Regions from separate parts of the Homo sapiens genome. Here region 1 is linked to region 2. A link is a loop called in an ENCODE intact Hi-C map of the cell type or tissue named here. Cell type or tissue: PC-3. All regions are shown on one strand. Each heading gives the region's core, and the rest is flanking DNA. Links, peaks and the distances in the headings are about the cores only. Region 1 has its middle 88 kb from the start of LINC02889. Region 2 has its middle 8.8 kb from the start of AGR3.

Region 1 (10,949 bases), core at 3,170-8,169, 760 kb after region 2:
GAAATAAACTAGATTCCAAGAAATGATTTCACCTTGTAAGTAAGCTGTCTGCTTTTCTTCTCTTCATCTTCCACCTTTTTTTAATTCATTCTCATTGCCGTCTCTGCCTGTCACCACCTGAAACCTCAAAAGGAAGTTTATCCCTGTGAAAGATAGTTCTTCCTACTGCCATTGTAACATTAGAATTGTTTTAAAGACAAACAACTCTGGAGTTAAACATGATGGATGCAAACAACAAAAGGATTCTTTTGTTATCACAACAATCCCTGCTGTCCTCATTTTGCTACTATGTGAATTTAGAAGTACACTTAGTAAGGTCGGAGTTATGCATAGGATGTACCTATTTTTTCATATTTGCAATGATTTGGGAAGCTGGATTAACTTAAGTGCTATAAGACATGGCCTAAAAAAGTAGAGCCACTTCTGGTCGAGAATACTCTATGCGCCACTCTCTTACATTTCAAACTAGAATCTTCTTGACCGTGGACCAAACTGACTGTGGCTTGCCACAAGGTTCATCTCCCTGTGTCTGGGTCAGTTTTCCCAGCCTATAACCCAAAGTCAGCCTGTCAAGATCCTCAACATGCCAGCAAGAGCTGTGTATGAAAAAAATGATTATTTATGAAATTATAAAGTTGTTTTATAATCACATCATATAAAAATTAAGCTTGACATCATTATCTGGAATAAAATCATTCTAAGCCAAGAAGTAGTTCACCAGTTTAAAGTATTTACTTAACCTGTTTATAAAATCATTTTTTTAGAAAAGACTAAAACATATACCTAGAAAATCACTGAGCTCATCTAAAGAGTGTCCATTGTGGTATAGCATAAACTCTGTAGTGGCTACATTCTGAAATCATAGTGTTAACAGTTTGGCTGTGTCCCCGCCCAAATCTCATCTTAAATTCCCACATGTTGTGGGTGGGACCCAAATCTTATGTTAAATTCCCACATGTTGTGGGTGGGAAGTAACTGAATCATGGGGCAGGTCTTTCCCATGTTGTTCTTGTGATGGTGAATAAGTCTCATGAGATCTGATGGTTTTAAAAATGGGTGTCTCCCTGCACAAGCTCTCTTCTCTTCTCTGCCATCATGTGAGATGTGCTTTTCACCTTCCACCATGATTATGAGGCCTCCTCAGCCATGTGGAATTGTAAGTCCATTAAATCTCTTTCTTTTGTAAATTGTCCAGTCTCAAGTATGTCTTTATCAGCAGCATGAAAATGGACTAATACAGTAAATTGGTACCAGTAGAGCAGGCACTGCTGAAAAGATACCCAAAAACGTGGAAGCAACTTTGGAACTGGGTAACAGGCAGAGGTTAGAACAGTTTGGAGGGCTCAGAAGAAGACAGGAAAATGTGAGAAAATTTGGAACTCCCTAGAGACTTGTTGAATGGCTTTGGTCAAAATGCTGATAATGATATGAACAATGACATCCAGGCTGAGGTGGTCTGTGATGGAGATGAGGAACCTGTTGGGAACTGGAGCAAAGGTGATTCTTGTTATGTTTCAGCAAAGAGACCGGTGGCATTTTGCACCTGACCTACAGATTTGTGGAACTTTGAACTTGAGATAGATGATTTAGAGCATCTGGCAGAAGAAATTTCTAAGCAGCAAAGCATTCAAGAGGTAACTTGGGTACTGTTAAAGGCATTCAGTTTTAAAAGGAAAGCAGAGCATAAAATTTTGGAAAATTTGCAACCTGACAATGCAATAGGAAAGAAAATCCCATTTTCTGAGGAAAAATTCAAGCTGGTGGCAAAAATTTGCCAAAGTAACGAGGAGCCAACTGTTCACCAAGACCATAGGGAAAATGTCTCCAGGTCATATCAGAGACCTTTGCTGCAGTCCCTCCCATCACAGGCCCAAGGTTTAGGAGAAAAAAGAATGGTTTTGTGGGCCAGGTCCAAGGTCCCCATGCTGTATGCAGCCTAGGGACTTGGTGCCCTGTGTTCCAGCTGTTCCAGCCATGGCTGAAAGGGGCCAACGTAGAGCTTGGCCATGGCCTCAGAGGTGCTTCCATGCGGTGTTGAGCCTGCAAGTGTACAGAAGTCAAGAATTGGAGTTTGGGAACCTCTGCCTAGATTTCAGAAGATGTATGGAAATGTCTGAATGCCCAGGCAGAAGTTTGCTGCAGGGGTGGGGCCCTCATGAAGAACCTCTGCTAGGGCAGTGCAGAAGGGAAATGTGGGGTCAGAGCCTTCACACAGAGTCTCCACTGGTGCACTACCTAGTGGAGCTGTGAGAAGAGGGCCACCATCCTCCAGACTCCAGAATGGTAGATCCACTGACAGCTTGCACTGTGCACTTGAAAAAGCCACAGACACTCAATTCCAGCCCATGAAAACAGCCAGAAGGGGGCATATACCCTGCAAAGCTACAGGTGCAGAGCTGCCCAAGGCCATGGGAGCCCATCTCTTACATCAGCATGACCTGGACATGAGACATGGAGTCAAAGGAAATCATTTTGGAGTTTTAAGTTTTGACTGCCCTGCTGGATTTTGGACCTACATGGGGCCTGTAGCCCCTTTGTTTTGGCCAATTTCTTTTATTTGGATAGCTGTATTTACCCAATGCCTGTACCCCCCATTGTATCTAGGAAGTAACTAACTTGCTTTTGATTTTATAGGTTCATAGGTGGAAGTGACTTGCCTTGTCTCGAATGAGACTTTGGACTGTGGTCTTTTGAGTTAATGCTGAAATGAGTCAAGACTTTGGGGGACCGTTGGGAAGGCATAATTGGTTTTGAAATGTGAAGACTTGAGATTTGGGAGGGTCCAGGGGTGGAATATTATGGTTTGGCTATGTCCCCACCCAAATCTCTTCTTGAATTCTCATGTGCTGTGGGAGGGACCTGGTAGGAGGTAATTGAATCATGGGGGCAGGTCTTTCCTGTGCTGTTCTTGTGATAGTGAATAAGTCTCATGAGATCTGATGGTTTTAAAAATGGGAGTCTCCTTACACAAGCTCTCTTCTCTTGTTTGCTGCCATGTGAGATGTGCCTTTCACCTTTCACCATGTTGTAAGGTCTCCCTGGCCACATAGAACTGTAAGTCCATTAAATCTCCTTCTTTTGTAAATTACCCAGTCTTGGGTATGTCTTTTTTTTTTTTTTTTTTTCTAAGACAGAGTCTCGCTCTGTCGCCCAGGCTGGATGGAGTGCAGCGGAACGATCTCTGCTCACTGCAAGCTCCGCCTCCCAGGTTCATGCCATTCTCCTGCCTCAGCCTCCCGAGTAGCTGGGACTACAGGCACCCGCCACCACGCCTGGCTAATTTTTTGTATTTTTAGTAGAGACAGGGTTTCACCGTGTTAGCCAGGATGGTCTCGATCTCCTGACCTTGTGATCCACTCGCCTCAGCCTCTGGGTATGTCTTTATCAGCAGCATGAAAACAGGCTAATACCCATAGCCTATAATTAAAAATTATTTTTAAAATGCAGAGCAGTAACTTTCATCTGGTAAGATCAATATCGATAGTTTGTCAGTTACTTGAAAAAGCTGAACAAAGTAGAGGAGTTTTAAAATCAAATATTGTAATTTAAAACCTGAAAATAAACATGAATTTACCAATCTTTTAATGTAGAGGGTCTCCTTTTATTGAGTGCACATTATCTGATTAGAAATCCATATCATCTTTCCTGAATAACCCACATCCACAAGGCGTTCTCTCCAAATCCCCACTTCCCTTGCAAGAACCCAGAAATAATTTTGCAGAAATTTTAGAATACAGGCCTTCAAGATTTTCAGTTTCCCCTCCAACCTCTTATATTTGTTTCATCCACATCCAAATTTAATAGCAAGTCTAGTAACTTCTCTTTATCAAGTCTTTCTAAGCATTATATATAATTAGTTTTCAGAGAAATAAAAATCCCCTTTTATTTTGCAGTCATATTTCACGGTTCACATAATATTGCAATTACCCACTTTAATTCAATGGCAAGTATAGGTGGCATAAACAGGATTGGGACAAACTCACCTGACCCTTGGCAGGCACACAATTCTATTGGGAAAGCAAAACTGTGGGGATCCTGCTAGCTTACTTTCAGGATGATACAGACATCAGATAGTATAAGAAAAAAAAATTGGTTAATATGTTGAGTCAGTTAAGTGGAGATACTCAGTTGGAATATCCAAATCCATATCCAAGTCCATATCTTTTACTATTTCCTCACACTTTCATCCTTCCATCTTTGATATAGTTTTCCTCTTTTACCTGATCCCTGCAGTTTTTTAAAAGTAGTTGATTTCCAAACACATTGTATTAACATTTTCTAAGCAATTTGCATTTCAGTTAATGTTATACAATACAAAGTATATTTCTGGCTTTAAAAGAGGGCTTCATCAAAGGAGTTTATTTTTAAAATCTAATCAAGCAATGTAAAAATCGTTAAGTGAGAAACAAGCTCTTACAATATTGATGAGTAAAAGAATAAGATCTTCATAGGTAACCAACATATATCACCACATATATACATGGAAACAAAGGCGAATTTAGGTTGACTTTCATTTACATTTATAGTAAATAAGACAATGTATCGTGACCTTCCCTGGGAATAAATGTTTTTTTCACTTGAAATTGATATCCATGAAATCAGTTAGGCAGTTCCAATATAATTCGCCTTTCCGTTTTAGATAAGGACCAGATGTGCTCTATTGGGACACATGTTTTCATGTCCATTTGTATTTTCCCTTCAGGACTAAGGGTGTGGAGTCTAGAATTAGTGAGGCTCTCTGATTTGAAACTGCACCTCCCTCACTTACTACATTATATGTCTAAGCAACAGTCTCCTCCCCATGGCTCTTCTGTCCCATGCAGAACACAGTCATGCCTTGTGCTAAGCTGGTAGCCCCAGGTAGAGTAGCCCAGGAAATGCTTGGGTGAAAAGCTGTTACTCTTGTTCTCTAACTTATATTGCAGAAAAGCAGTGCTCCCACATTATAAAAGGACAGGCAAGAATCCCAGGAATCTCTTTACCTCTTCATAACAAATCCCACTCTGATGAGACTAGAATCAATTAACTCCAGTGCCTAATACACACATCACTACTATATGCAACAATTCTATTCACTATTCTAGAAAAGCCTTGCTAAACAAATCTGCCTTACAATGACATCTGCTGGGAGTTTCTGGCACTGGATTTTTTTTTTTTTAAGACCAATATCTGAGGTTAAAAAACACGGCTCAAGAGAAAGAGAATTTAACTGTGTCAAGAATCAATCTCTCAAGTTATCTTTCAAACTAGGGACTATATCGCTTAAAAAATAAAGAAAATATACCTCAGGTGAATTCATAATAAATATCAGATGCTGAGCTATGAAACTGAACCCAAAACATGAATTAACATTCGAATGCAGTGTTATCCAGCTTTTAAACATTCCATCTAGCAAGAAAAGGACAGAATATATGACATTCTTCTTGGATATGCTTATACTTCAGAGAATTTCTCAATGCCGAAAATCTGTCATTTTTTTCAAAAATATCAAAGTATTTATTGAGCTTGATTATTCTTCATATTTAAGGGACTACTGCTGTAAGTTTACGTTAGAAATCTTTAAGGGCTGGTGAAGAGCATTTTCCTTCTAACCCCAAGTTTGAATTCCAGTTGAGGATGTGGCCAAGGTATGGTGTTAGAAGGACCATGGGAGTGAATCTTCCAGCAACTGATTGACATATCCAGTGGTTCTGCCTTCAAAAAGGGATGATGGCTGGGTGCACTGGCTCACACCTGTAATCCCAGCATTTTGGGAGGCCAAGCTGGGTGGATCACCTGAGGTCAGGACTTCAAGACTAGCCTGGCCAACATGGTGGAAGCCCGTCTCTACTAAAAATACAAAAATTAGCTGGGTATGGTGGCAGGCACCTGTAATCCCAGCTGCTTGGGAGGCTGAGGCAGAACAATCACTTGAACCCAGGAGGTGGAGGTTGCAGTGAGCCAAGATTGCACCATTGCACTCCAGCCTGGCGACAAGAGCAAAACTCCATCTCAAAAAAAAAAAAGGATGATCATGCTGAAATTAAGATGATGCCTAATATTTCTCTGTCAAAGTAACCTAAGCTATAAAAGAAAATCTCCTAACATTCTCTCCCCTGTGAAGCGGCAGACACCTAAACGAAGGAGGAGTTAAGTTATGGGAGTTCACCGATGAATTAGAAAGGCAAAAGGAATTATAACATGAACAAGTTATAATTCTACTTAATTGCACCCACTAAGACATATTAACATGAGATGCAATTAACCTAAGTATTAGCACAAAGTCCAATCTCCAGCTACCACTTAGCCAAAAAATTTTTGTAACTGAATAGAAGTGTTCATTGTTCATTAAGGAAATTTATATTGGCATTATTGTATTTGACAGCATGATGGACAAATTACATTTCTCTTGCTATTGTTCATAGTAATAATTGAGGCCATTCTTTAACCTTTGATTAGATAATGATTAAGAAATTCTTGAGATTATGTTTGTCAGAACATAAAACTGGAGATAATCTAAATATCAATAGGAGAATGGGTTTAAAAAAACTGTAGTATATTGATACAATGGAATATTAAAGGTTAAAATAAATGAACTAGAACTTCAAAAAGAAAAGAAAAATATTATGAGCTTAATAACATTGCAATCTCTCTGAATTTCCTAAGAGAACAAAAAAAACAATTACAGAGAAATTGGACTGGTGTCCTGAGAAAAAGCCCATAGACTGTTAAAAAAAATTAAGCCATCATATAGCTCTTTACTTCAGCCATAAGAGCCAGCACCCCAAATCTGTGCTGTTCAGATCTGTCCACCTTTCAATTTCATTTTCATGTTTAAGGACATGAAGCAACACAATATTGAATCTAATAAAGTGTGAAGGCTGTGCTTTGCGGCAAGGCAGGAGTTATTCCCACAAAACTGACATAGGGTCAAAAAGCATAAAGAGTTGGTATATATTCTATAATTCCCCATCTTTTTCCTCATAAATGGAGGTTATTTTGAGGCATGGCTCTACAAGAGCAAAGGCTATGTCCAGCTCTGTTCAGTGCTATTTTCCCAGTGCCTGCTGGTGAATGTTTATAGAACTGCTTTCCTACTTGTAAGCTATTTTACAACCTTGACACCTGATATATCCACATCTTAAAGCAGATCTTTCCACATCTTTTCTGACTCTCATTGTTCCCTATTCTGCTCCACCCCAGATCCCAGATTCCAGGAGTCCACCTCAGCTAGTCTGAGTCTCCCTTACATTGCTCTGGCGGCAGAGAGAGTCCTCTGATTTTTACAGAGGCCATCTGCTGCCTTGGACCAAAGACCTCTGCTCACTTGAGTCCTCTGGCATCAAGACTCTGGGAGTGAGAGAAGGGAGAGTAGAAACAACTGGAGCCATCAGATGGAAGGTAAAGCATGTAAAGGAGCATCTAAGGAAATATTTGCCCACAAGGCAGTTTTTGAAATGGATGTTGAAAGATACTAGGGGCATGATTGGAGGAAACCAGGAAAATTTCAAAATCTTTGTCTTTTAATGTCACTCTGTTTGTATAAAAGCATTTAAAACCGCAAACATTACACATATTGGGATAAAAGGACTATTTAGGCAGCTTTACAGTTAATTATACTGATTTGTCTTACCTGCTTATTCCCAATACCCAAATACGTGAATGTCTGTCTGCTTGCTACACAAGCAATAAACTATACTGACTGTATGCTCATATTAAGTTTCAACCAGGAACATAACCAAATATCTTGCTAATGCTGATTCTGAATGTTTTTGCTGACCATTTAAACAATAAACCAGTTTGACCAAAGAAGTTATTATGCAGTTGCAGAGATAGATATTTTATGCCCTCTTCTGCAGGATAATTTTTTCTTAAGCAGAAAATGTATAAATAATCTGCAAATAAAATAATTTTCATTTAGACTACTTCCATACATGTTTGCCAAATCTATCCTGCTCCAATCCCCCAGCACTACTAGACCAAGTCTCATCTCTTTAGTCTGCATTACTGCCACAGCCCTGCCTCTGAACTTCTGCCTACCCTACCAAGAGAAAATGTTTTCACTGGCCGGGCACGGTGGCTCAAGCCTGTAATCCCAGCACTTTGGGAGGCTGAGGCCGGTGGATCATGACGTCAGGAGATCGAGACCATCCTGGCTAACAAGGTGAAACCCCCTCTCTACTAAAAATACAAAAAAATAATTAGCCTGGCATGGTGGCAGGCGCCTGTAGTCCCAGCTGCCCAGGAGGCTGAGGCAGGAGAATGGGATGAACCCGGGAGGCGGAGTTTGCAGTGAGCCGAAATCACGCCACTGCACTCCAGCCTGGGCGACAGAGCAAGACTCCATCTCAAAAAAAAAAAAAAAAAAGAAAATGTTTTCACTTTACTCCTGTAAATTGATACAACAAAAATGCTGTAATGGCTTCTGATTTCTTTCAACTTCAAGCCACTTCCAAGACCCCAGTCCACTTTGTACATTTTATATTCCATTATTTCCCACTATATATGGAAAACACATTGTCTTCCAGGTTTAGAAATCTCTTTTTAGGTCAATTAATATCAATATTCCCTTTAAGCTACTCAGATCTTGCCTTAAAAGAACTGCCTGGTCAGTAAGTCTCAACTCAATGCCACTAGAGCTTCCTCATACAAGTTATTCCCAGCAGCATTCCAGAAATCCATATTTGGAGCTCTAAGACACATTGTCTTACTAGCACAGAATTCTAGTTCCCATCTTAATCACTTCATTCATTTTGTCCTTTTCACCCGGAACGGTATGCCCCCCTACTTCACTCCCTATTCAGGTTCTAAGGAAATATTTGCCTTAAAGATTCACCTTAAGCTGTATCTGAAAGCTTTTATATACTTCAAGTGGTAAAGAGTTCTGCCCCCTCTTGTAATGGTCATATGACCATTACCAAATATCTGTTGATCAAACACAAAGCCTAAATCATAGAATAGTGAAATGAATAGTTTTAATCATCTTAATCAAATTAACGTGATTTCTCTATAGCTTCAATTAGTATCCAATGCCAGTCAATCAATATTCCTCCCCATTAGTATAACTCAGAGATTCTCAAAATTAGCTGCTTTTCAAAATCAACGATGAAGCTTATAGAAGAATGGATATCTGGACCCCTCCCTAAGACTGTGATTCAGGAATTCTGGAAAAAAATAATCTAGTTTCAAGTAGCTCCACAGGTGTTTCTGATATCCACCCGGGGCCAGGTCATAGTAGTTCCAGCTGAGTGCTTAGTAATTGACCCACAAGTGTGTCAGGCCATGAGGAGTCAAAGAAGCCATACTAACAACAAGAGATTTAGGGTGATCTGCAGATTAAACCACAAAGCAAAAAGTTTTCCTTTACATGCCAAATTCCGCAGCCCCTGCAGATCCAATAATTCATAATAATTTCTTTGTAGATACAGTTACAAACTGACAACTGGAGCCAGGGGTTCCCAGTTGTGACAGCACCCAGAATAATCTGGAAGCAAACATAGGTACACTGACCCACTGAACTGGAAACTCTGGGAATGGGAACTGGAGATCTACATTTTTCAAATCTCCAGGTGATTGCTTAAAGCAGAAAGGATTGGAAATCTCTTTTTAGGTCATTCCAAATTAGTACCTATATTCCCTCTAAGCTACTCAGATATTGTCTTTAAAGAACTGCCTGGTCAGTAAGTCTCAACCCAATTCCACTAGAGCTTCCTCATATGAGATCTTCCCAACAGCATTCCAGAAATCCACATTTGGAGCTCTAAGACATAAGGAAATGATAAAGGATTCCTATGAAAGAAGACAAAAACTTGGTTTGCGTTAGCTGATACTCTCATCTTTCCAATGGTCATCACAATAATTGCTTAACTAAGTCAGTGTTATGGCACGAGTGTTTGTATATTGTTCTAAAATCTTTCCATTGGCTGTGACTCTAGTGTATTAACCATTCTTCTTGCCTAGAGATAACCTAATATCTTTGCCATACAGAAGATGAAAAGCAGCTGAAACCTTTAGGCTTCTTTGTGTAAATATATTAGCTGGGGATTCATATCATGAACTATCCACTCTTTAAATACCCTTGGAAACTGTTTTGTCTCAATTGCAAAAATCACTATTATGAAGCATCACTTTTTATTATAACACAGTAGATAGTTTAATGTACAGCAACCAAGAAAAAAAAGGAATATGTTTGCCAGTTGGTATTTTGCCCTTATTATATAAAATTGGAAATGGAAAAGGCAGCCTTGATGAAAACACTGAAATTCCAGTAAGTAGGATTAGTCATACTTTTTGTGTTCCAGGGTTAGATTTCAAACGGCAAGTAAAAATTCCCTGAGCTACCAGTGGAGGCAAACACTCTCAAATTAAAATAAAAAGGACTACACATATTTACAAGAGCCAAAGCTAGAATGAGTAACGTTTGACATTTGGAAGGCTGGAATTGCAGCAAACAGCTCTCTCCCCGAGGAGAAACTTCTCACCAAATAGTTGGCTCATTGTGGTATCTAGCTTTCTTTGAAACAGCAAGCCTAAAATCTTCAGGGAGAAGGCAAATTAATGAAAACCACTTTGGCTTAACGCCTCACAGGCTGGGAACTGTTGTAATCAAGTCAAAAAGCACAGGCCAACTGAGTTTTAAATTATACACTGGTGGGAGAAACTGGAAAGACATCAATGATAACAGATTGTTTACAGGCCTGGGGCCCCTCTTGTAGCCTCACTCACTCAGTGAGTGTCTTGGGGCTTTTCACTTCCACCATTAATAAGATCTCTTTGCTTGGGAGGTAACACTTGGACATCCTTTGTTTTGTACATTAGGATAGCAGCCATATTAACAGCAGCAACATTTTTTCAACATAAACATAACAGCAAATAGGTAATAGGATGAGTCAAGGATCAAAACATGTGCACTGTCGGCCAGACACAGTAGCTCATGCCTGTAATCCCAGCACTTTGGGAGGCTGAGGTGA
Region 2 (10,949 bases), core at 3,186-8,185:
CCATTCAATGAATACTTCTGAACCTCTTTTTTATGTAATAATATTGAAGATTGTACCATATTAGGACAGGTATTTGTGAAACTATTCAGTAAATGAAAGAGAATAATGTCTTGCAGAGAGCATTTATGTATCACTGTTTTCTAAATCCTGTAGAGGCAAATAGTTATTTTTAAAAATATTGGGTTTGGAGAAAAAAGACTCTTTGGGTTAAAGGAATAGATACCTCCAGAATTCATTATTGAGCTGTGCAATTTTATACCAAACATTTAAATGCATAGTGTTTTTATAAGCCTCTCATAATCAATGTCTGTAACCTACAGGTTCTTGCTCTGTCAAAATTAGTTACACTTCCCATTGCAAAACAATAATGTTTTATTTCCATTAAGCATAAAGTCTCTGAACTTGCAGGGTATTACATCTAAACACTTGATAAACCTGTGGTATTTTTACAATATAAATATAAATGAGATTTATTCCTTGGTATTTGCCCTGTGAGCTAAGTAAGATTAAGTAGAATTGTGCATGTAGCTTTTGGATTAGAGATTCAAGTCCTTCAATCAGGCTCTTACCTGTAGCTTGTCGTGATAACTTTGTACTTTTTCCCATAAAAATGCTTTTATATCTTAAACAGGCATATCATTTTTTCCTGCCATGGTGGAGATCAGGGACTCAGCCTGGCCAGTTTCCTCAGCCCAGGTCAGGGAGGGCCTGTTTTGGAAGACATGAATAAAATTAAAATGGATTGTGCAGAGCTGGGAGGCAGCCATGGTAAATCTGAAGTGAGATCCCCAAATAGTTCTCAAGTAGATGAAGAATAGATACAGAAAATGGGAAGAAGAAAGCAGAGCCAGAGAGTAACAGAAGCAGGGAAAGGAGGGAGACAATAACGGGTGTGGGGAGGAAAGAGTGGTAGGGCTCTTGAGTGATGTGTGGGGCATTTGGCTCCGTTCAACAGGCTGGAGAATATGGATGTGGTCTTACCATGAGATTAGAGGATAAAGAACATTTTTAAGATGGCAAATAAGGTGTTATAATGTGATCCGAGTTTTAAAAGTTATGTTTTAACATGAAAAAATAAATATATTCATAAGTTGCAGACATAAAAGCACCAAGCCATAGAATAAAGTATGTTTCTAGGGAAATTATGAATCTTTCCATAGGGAATCATTTTATTTTGATAGCTTCAAAAATTCTAATAGAAGATTATCTCCTGAAAGAGAATATAGCACCTCTAGTTGATCTTCTTCTTAAGGGCTAAATATTGTATATACAAATCCACAATGAAAATTAGTTTTCAAAGATGTATTTCTAAAAGTCAACTAAATTGTATATTCTTGTAAGTACAAATTGACATTTTCTGTGCTTGATGATTAAACCATACACTGACAGTCCTCAGTCCTGCTAAAACTCTTCATTCATTTCCCTCTTGATTTTATTTATTTATTTATTTATTTATTTATTTATTTATTTATTTATTGAGACAGGGCCTCAGTCTATTTCTCAGCTTGGAGTGCAGTGGCATGATCACAGTTCACTGCAGCCTCTACCTTCTGGGCTCAAGCGATCCTCCCACCACAGCCTCCAGAATAGCTGGGACCACAAGCACGTGCCACCCATACCCAGCTAATTTTTGTGTTTTTTGTAGAGACAGGGTCTCACTAAGTTGCCCAGCCTCCCAAAGTGCTGAGATTACAGGTGTGAGCCACTACACCTGACCCCTCTTAGTTGATTAATACAGAATTTTAAGTTCATATTTTTACCATTGCTATATATTGTTTTTAAAGAATTACTGTACAAAATATTGTTGGTTGTTTACTTAAGACTATTTTTCTTTCATATAGCTCTCTTTTCTGAAACACTGATTTGGTTCAGCTTTTCCCTTTCTACCGTGCTGTTTTATATTTAAGGTGGGCCCCATAGCCAGACTCAGGGGCTAGATTGATTAGTGTATTCCAGTGGTTCTTAACCAGGGTACATTTGGCAATGTCTGGAGACATTTTTGATTGTTTCAATTGGGGAGGGTGCTATAGGTATCTAGTGGGTAGAGAGCAAGGAGGATTCTAAACAATGTACAGAATAGCTCCCTCCAACAAAGAATTATCCATCCCAAAATGTCATTAGTGATGAGGCTGAACCCCTGGTCTATTTTTACCCAATCATGGTGGTCATCTTTCTAAATCACTGTTGGTTTAGGCATAAACATGTGATATAATTCTTGCTGATGAAATAGGGGAAATATAAGGAAAGTTTCCTCTCGTTAATAAAAATCAATAAATGTAAAGAAAATGGCTCCCATTTCCACTGATATAGTCAGATCTGGATGCAATGTATTGAACTCTGACAGCCACCTTAGTTTCATGAGGATGCTTAGGAAGAACAACGTTGATGTACCTTAAAGAGACTGAGAGAAAGATGGAGAGAATCTGTGTCAGGCTGAAGGCTGGTTAAAATATTAGAATCACCATTTTAACCAGCCTCCAGCCTGAAACTGTCGTATCTTAGGGCTTTTTCTAAGAAAAAAATTTTCTTCGTATTGTTTAAGCCAGCTGAGTTTTTGTTACTTTTAGCTATCAGGCAGCATCTTAATTGATAACATTATTTAGCATTTGCTTATTTCATAATTAAATATTTAAACTTTTTTGACATTTAGTTTCATTTTTGATTGAAATTTCTTTTATGTCATATCTTTATCATTATTTATTTTACTTTACTAATAGGCTGGGTAAAATTTTTGTGTGTGTATAATTTTAGAAGAAGGGTACATTGGTGATATTAATTAATCTTTGTAAGTCTAAAATGCCTTTTTGTTCATCTCATGGGAATGAGAGCTTGCTTGAATGTTGGATTATTCATAGTTCAGTACATTTTAGATATAGCTGTTGAGGGTTCTGACTGTTTAGTGTACACCATCTTCTATTTGGTATGGAAGAAAGGTTTGAGGACCATCTGTCGTTATTGTGTGACCTATCTTTTTTTCTTGTCTAGAAGCTTGTAGAATTATTTGCTTGTTATTAAAATTAAAAATGTTAATCAAGGCCGGGCGTGGTGGGCTCACGCCTGTAATCCCAGCACTTTGGGAGGCTGAGGCGGGCGAGTCACCTGAGGTCAGGAGTTCGAGACTAGCCTGGCCAACATGGCAAAACCCAGTCTCTATTAAAAATACAAAAATTAGCTGGGCATGGTGTTGCACACCTGTAATCCCAGCTACTCAGGAGGCTGAGGCAGGAGAATCGTTAGAATCTGGGAGACGGAGGTTGCAGTGAGCCAAGATGGCACCGCTGCATTCCAACCTGGGCAACAGAGCAAGACTCTGTCCAAAAAAAAAAATGTTAACCAAGGCCATTTCCATCACAGTTATGGCGGCTAACACTAGTACCAGCTCCTTACAGCTGCTACTGCTAGAGCTTGTAGACAAATGTAAGAATCAAAAATTCTCATTGTGATGAAAACTGATAAGGAAATTGTTGATACTCTTCTAGGATTTGATAACTTTGTCAATATGGTACTGCAAGATATCACTGAGTTTGAAATCCCACCAGAAGAAAGAATACTAAATTAGATCAGATTTTGCTAAACGGAAATAATATAATAATGTTGGTTCATGGAGGAGGAGGACCTGAGGTATGAATGTGTTTCCTTGACTTATGCTGGATTCTGTTTTGTCTTGTAATGAAAAGAAAATAGATTTTTTTTTTTTTTGCCTTTTAGTGTTTAGATCCTGTAAAGCTAAGTTTCCTATTAAGGGAAATGTTTTGAAGATGTATACCCATTTTTGTAAGTTAATCATGATTATCTTGGAAAAGAAGAAAAGAGTTTCTTCGAAGACTAAAATAGAAGTGTTTTGGTTAAAAAATTCATCAAGGTATTATAAAATATAAATTGCTACTTCTTAATTTTGCCTAAGACTCAATAAATGTGTCTAATTATAAACACCCAAGGCTGTGTTCAGTTTCTAGAAGTGTTTCTTCTTATCATCTAGCTGGTTATTGATTTTCATTATGATCAACTCTTTATTTCTGTAAAACTTGTTTTCCAGATTTGAGATGTTCCTTGACTTACGGTGGAGTTACATCTTGATAAACACATTATAAGTTGAAGATATTGCAAGTTGAAAATGCATTTGATATACCTAAACTACTGAACATTGTAGCTTAGCCTAGCCTACCTTAAATGTGTTCAGAACGCTTACATTAGCCTTCAACTGGGTAAAATCGTTTGGCAACACACTGCACTGTAGAGTATTGATTTACCCTCCAGATCTCATGGCTGACTGGGAGCTGGGGCTCGCTGCCTCTGCCCAGCACAAGAGAGTCTGCTACTACATATTACTAGCCTGGAAAAAGATCAAAATTCAAAATTTAAAGTATGATTTCCACTAAATGCATATGGCTTTTGCACCATTATAAAGTTAAAATTATAAGTCAAACCGTAGTAAGACCATCTGTATTGGAAATCTGACATTATTATCTATGTGTCCTTTATAATTTGCATCTCTTTAGTCTGCCTCCACAGAGGCCTGAATTTCTCTTTTTTTTTTTTAACCGATTTGATCCTTGTAGTAGTCAGTTTATTCTTTATTGTTCCCATTACAGTAAAAAAGTTAGCAATCACACTTTTCAGTTTGAAACCTCTTTTCTAGCTTCAAATTGTTTTGTTTATGACTACAGATCTTGTTTTTATATCTGTATGATAAGATGCTTCTGTAAGGGGTTTAGCCAGCTATTAAACCTCCAGAGTGACCTCATTTCCTAAGCCAGCACCTTTGTCAGGTTTACACTGTGGTTGCCTTTGTAGCTCCCCACTGCATGAAGACTCCAGGTTTTATTGTACTTCCTGGAAATGCCAGCAGAATGAACAATTTCTCCCACAAATCATTGCATGACTTAGCTTTATTTTCAGGCCCCACTGCAAACCTTTTGGAGGCAGGTGCTGTCCCTTCCCTTAAGCCCTGCAGGCTGTCTTTTATACGTATTAGATTATGGGCATGTCAGTCCTCACATCTGTCTGTGCTGTCTTAGAGAGATTTCTTGAATTTTCAGTTTGACTAAGTACATCTATCTGTCATTTCCAAGTGGGTATAATTGTCTCCTTACTATATTCAAAATAGAAGAATGTGGGCTGAGTTTGGCATCTTGTATAGAATGCTACCATTTACTCCACTTTAAATTGAACCTAACATAGGTTGAGTGAGTTGTCCAAACTCACAGTAAGTAGCAGAGCCTGGTCTTAAACTTAGATCATTTGAACCCAAATTTTGTGTTCTTTCCACTATGGAAGTCAGTATGCATAGTAGTTAAGAGTGGGAGTCCTAGAGAAGGAGAGTAGACAGGTTCTGGCATCTGGAGGAGTGGGCCCATAGGGGATCATGACAAGGAATTGATTCTCTAGTCAAGCATGAACACGAAAAGAGAATTTTCTTTTCACACCTTACTTCACAGTGTGACCACTGATTTCAATCCCACCTTTTGTGATACTTCCTCTAACATTGTTGTCATTGCCTTAACAATTGTCATGACTTGTTAGTTATGCGAGGAGAAGTGATCATGGGGCCATTTGCCCTGAGCATCCAGCCTCCAGTGGTCCTTCTATTCTGGGGCTAGGATGTCTGGGTTCCAATCCTGCTCAGTAGCCACCATGACCACAGAGAAATTACTAATGCAAATAGAAATGTTGATAATATTTATCGCACAGAAGTGTTGTAATGATGAAATGTGAGAGAACATGAAAAGTGACAGAAAGCAGGCAGTACCTTCCCAAACATGTGGGCCTACCCTAGAGCAGGCTCTTTGGTAGTTAATGAAGATAAGACAGCAAATACAAAGGTCAAGTTGCTCCCTTTTTTGGAAGAGAAAATAAATGAGTATTTAAAAAATGATAGTTGATGAGTTCCCAATAAATATTAGCTTCTCTTATTTATTATATAACTATTATTCAAGTGAGCCCACTAAGCCCAGGAACTAGTGAGAAAACTCTCTTAGCAATAAGATGGACTGATGTATTAGGTATTTTCCCAAAACATGATTTTTTAGAGGGTAGACTTCTCTCAAGAGGAGAAGGAGCCAGTTTTGAAAATTCATGATTCAAGTACTAATTGCATTTCAATTTAAACAAGTTTAATTCAGTTTTGTTCATGTTTTACTTGGCCCAACAAATTATCCTAGTGAGCTGTCTGTCTGCCGAGGAGGTGGGTTTACAACCTGAAGAGTCAATTTGGAAACTGAACAGGAGCTGAGCTGAGCTACTCTCTGACTCTGACATTAGATGTCACTACAATCAAAGGAAAGCAGAGCGGGCAACCTAGCAGTGAAGTGAAACTTGAACATGGTAGAGGAAAGAGACATGTTTAGATTGTGGTGCAAAGTTCCTGGATAAGAACTTGTGATATGATTTGCCTATCCACCTTGCCATGGGGAAAAAGGAGAATTTTAATATATGTATGACAGCTGCATTCATTTTCCTAAGACATTGACTAGGAACAACTCCTAACCACTTTGCACATCTTGGTATTTCTTCCCCTAATAGATAATAGAACTGATAGAGGCCCCCAAGGATTTTCAGTGCAGAATATTCCTAATAGGTTCTAAACGAGAATTTTACTGGACCAGATCACTAAGTCTAGTTCTTCTAATGAGCTTAATGCTTAAAGCTTAAGTTGTCTTTCAAATATTCTTCAATTATAAACTTTATCAGGTGTTTCCAAAGTTTCTTTGCTTAAAGATGTGAAGAACCCCAGGTTACTGGTATTTGTGTGTTAAGAGTAGAATTACCAGGTACAGTCACATTTGTTTACTTAAGCAAAATATCTACAAACAGCTGGAGGGCAGGGGACCCAACTAATGTTTCCATTTATTGCTAGGCAACTGGGTGAACTGAAAAGTCCATCCTCCCAAGGGATATTATATTAAATATATCTTTTTATGTGTGTGAACTGGCACACACTATTGGAATAGATTCAGAATATCTAACAATTGATGCAGCATAGGTACCAATGAATTAAATCTAGCGATGGCTAGGGCTTCCAGGGGAAAATAAGGGTGCTCCATATGGGTGTAGGGAGGACCTGATGGGGAACAACTGCTGCAGTACCTATTTATCAACTCCTGAGGGAAGTACTTTGACATATTAATAACTGGGATGACTGTACCAGTATCTATTGGTTGAATATCAGCCTGTGTATATATAACTTGGCTTATCAAGAGCCCACAAGATCTCTGGTTTAGGTTCCAAGTACAAGTATCAAAGTTCATTCTCATTACCCTCTTGATAATGGTCTGGGCTGCTAATTTTTACATTGCTTTAGTGATGGGAAGGTCCCACATGGAGGGAAATTTTATGAAATATGCAGAGAGAAGCTTGGTCTTTACATGTCTACATCTTCTTTTTTCAAGCTGTGATGAAGGCCTTGATTCTGATGGGCATCAAGAGGCAGATACAGCTCAGAAGATTCAGAAAGGCAGACTCGTGTCTAACATAACTACATTACCTTGGTGATCCCAGGAATTAGTAGACTGATACTGGGGATAGGAGTGGGGTTCTCAGTATTGGTGACAAAGTTTGTTTTAAAGTGTCCTGATTTTTTTCCTTTGCTCTACATGAGAATTAATGCACCAGTTTGCAATATATGTAAACTGTTTCATGTAGATTTGTTGAAGAAGAAAGACTGGATTTCAAGGGCCTAAGAGCAGGCAGTTTTCATGTTCAAGGTGTTTTCACATCGTATGCAGTGCTTAGATTACTGAGCCCATAGTAGTTACCTAATTCTTATTTGATACTTGATTGATATTTTTGTTTTCTGTAGATTATTCTCATTGAGAAGAAACGGACCTATGACTGATTTCAGACCAGTGATTTTGGTAATGTTTTGAATTTACTGTAATTATTTAAGCTGTTCTTCTGAATACTTGTACCATTTTCTTGGTGATTCAGAACGAAACTTACAGCTAAATTATCTGGGTTATATTAATCTTTGCATGCATTAAAACTGCTGTTTTTATAATGGAAAGAAAGAGGACTACTACCTATGTATATCTCAATGTGTCTGTGCCACGCTGTTTTAATTATGCCAAGTGTTCACTGACAAAAGTGTGAATGGAGCATACAATTTAAAAATATGAACATGTTATTAATATTTGGCACTATAACTGTAACAATCACTGATTATCATCATGATTGGGGACCTTGTCTCACCAATACCAGAGACATATTGATGTCACGATGAACTGTATTTTTCTACTATTATGTGAAATTACTTTCTTTTAATTCCACTATTTCTCATTGTTTGGCCACTTTTACTTAGGGGTTTTCTCTCTATTTCATTGTTACATGTATTTTTTTTTGTTCAAATGTCTTAAAAATTCCAATTCTTAAGGTTGATTCCATTGTACATCTTTGAATTTCACAGTGTATAGTTAGATTGTAGTCTTGTCAAGATGAGAAATTACCATGATGCCATGATAGCTTCTAACAATGCTACTGTTTCAGAAGTCAGGATCCAAGGTCTCATAGACCAAATTAAGACCTCAAACTATGTGGCTTATTGAGTCAGAACACAGTGAGAAGCAAAGGACAAAGAGTAATGTAACTTGGATGGGATGCAAATGAGAAGGAGGGACTACAATACTTAAATCTAGAGCTGCATACTATCCATATATCCTGCCCCTTTCCACTTCATTAGTATTCCCTGTTAATGGTAGGCAAATGATGACTGAGTGCACATGGGAAAGGAGGCTCGGCAGAAAGAAGGTGCTCAAAGTCACCTTGGTATATCTGAGAGACCACAGGGCAAAATGACCAGTAGCTATTTTTATATAGCAATGACTTTTGTCTGTATGGGGCAGAAAACATGAGGAGCCAGAATGAGTGTCAACAACAGGTGACTGACTTAACTATGATGTTACTGAAGGTGGCATGATTTGAATCTAGAAAAATATACAAATATATATATATATACACACACACTTACACATATATACTTTTACATCTTTAATGATATTTAATTTGAATAAAATGCATTCATTTAAAATTACATTTCTAAGACTTTTGAAGAAAGTCTTATGTAACTTCTAGCACAATTAAGATACAGAATATTTTCATCAGTTTCCAAAATTTCCTTGTGCCACTTTGTAGTCAATGGCCCACCCTAAACCCTAGACAACCACTATTCTTTCTGTCTGTATAGATTAATTTTGTCTTTTCTAAATAAAATTATATAGAATGCGGTCTTTCGTGTTTAGCTTCTTATGCTAACCACATTTTTGAGATTCATCCATGTTATGTCTTGTATTGGTAGTTCATTCCTTGTTATTGCCGAGTGTTATTCCACTATATAAACAGATCTCAATTTCTTTAGCCACTCACCTATTTTTTTTCTGATTTTTTTCTTTTCTACTTTTTTAACTTTTATTTTAAGTGCAGGGTTATGTGTGGAGGTTTGTTACATAGGTAAACTTGTGTCATGGGGGTTTGTTGAACTGATTATTTCATCACCCAGGTATTAAGCCTAGTACGACTTAGTTATTTTTTCCTCTCCTCTCCCTTCTCCCATCCTCCACCCTCCAATAGGCCCCAGTTTATGCTGTTCCCCTCTGTGTGTCCATGTGTTCTCATCATTTAGTTCCCACTTAGAAGTGAGAACATGTAGTATTTGGTTTTCTGTTCCTGTGTTAGTTTGCTAAAGATAAAGGCCTCCAGCTCCATCTATGGCCCTGCAAAGGACATAGTCTCATTCTTTTTAGTGGCTGCATAGTATTTCATGGTATATATGTACCACATTTTCTTTATCCAGTCTATTATTGATGGGCATTTAGGTTGATTCCATGTCTTTGCTATTGTGAATAGTGCTGCAATGAACATACATGTGCATGTGTCTTTATAATAGAATGATTTATATTCCTTTGGGTATATAACCAGTAATGGTACTGCTGAATCAAATGGTATTTCTGTCTTTAGGTCTTGAGGAATTGCCACACTGTCTTCCACAATGGTTGAACTAATTTACACTCACACCAACAGTGTTTAACTATTCCTTTTTCTCCACAAACTCACCAGCATCTGTTACTTTTTGACTTTTTCAAAATAGCCATTCTGACTGGTATGAGATGGTATCTCACTGTGGTTTTGATTTGCATTTCTCTAATAATCAGTGTCACTGATTTTTTTTTCCAAAGGATTGTTGGCTGCATGTATGTCTTCTTTTGAAATGTGTCTGTTCATGTTCTTTGCTCACTTTTTAGTGTTTTTTTCTTTTCTTGTAAACTTGTTTAAGTTCCTTATAGATGCTAGATACTAGACCTTTGTCAGATGGATAAACTGCAAAAATTTTCTCCCATTCTGTAGGTTGCCTGTTCACTCTGATGATAGTTTCTTTTGCTATGCAGGAGCTCTTTAGTTTAATTATATCCCATTTGTCAATTTTGACTTTCCATGCAATTGTTTTTGGTGTTTTCATCATGAAATCTTTGCCCATGGTTGTCCTGAGTGGTACTGCCTAGATTTTCTTCTAGGGTTTTTATAGTTTTAAGTTTTATATCTAAGTCTTTAATCCATCTTGACTTAATTTTTATATATGGTATAAGGAAGGGGTCCAAATTCAATTTTTTGCATATGGCTAACCAGTTCTCTCGCACCGTTTATTAAATAGGGAATCCTTTCCCCATTGCTTGTTTTTGTCAGGTTTGTAGAAGATCAGATGGTTGTAGGTGTGTGGTCTCATTTCTGATTTCTCTATTCTGTTCCATTGGTCTATGTGTCTGTTCTTATACCAGTACCAGTGTTTTGGGTACTGTAGCCTTATAGTATAGTTTGAAGTTGTATAGCATGATGCCCCCAGCTTTGTTCTTCTTGCTTAGCATTGTCTTAGCTATTTGGGCTCTTTTTTGGTTCCATATGAATTTTAAAACCGTATTTTCTAATTCTGTGAAGAATGTCAGTGGCAATTTAATGGGAATAGC

What was found. Peaks named below come from ENCODE experiments on the same cell type or tissue, not always from the same donor. Only the 100,000 strongest peaks of a DNase experiment are listed, where the experiment ranks them.
Region 1: a loop joins it to region 2, with 8 times the contacts of the local background. A loop is called at or near these places in 6 of 110 quality-filtered maps.

What each region holds. Positions count from the first base shown.
Region 1 is chr7:17,641,702-17,652,650 of GRCh38, forward strand. No RefSeq gene overlaps it. Among named protein-coding and RNA genes, the nearest start is that of LINC02889, 88 kb to the left of the region's middle. In PC-3, for the core only: a CTCF peak has its summit at 5,127 (motif pointing left); no DNase peak of the experiment used is centred there.
Region 2 is chr7:16,885,265-16,896,213 of GRCh38, forward strand. It overlaps the pseudogene LOC100131425. Among named protein-coding and RNA genes, the nearest start is that of AGR3, 8.8 kb to the left of the region's middle. RefSeq lists a silencer at 6,101-6,395. In PC-3, for the core only: CTCF peaks have their summits at 6,255 and 7,135; DNase peaks (open chromatin) are centred at 4,807 and 6,267; H3K27ac peaks cover 2,855 bases.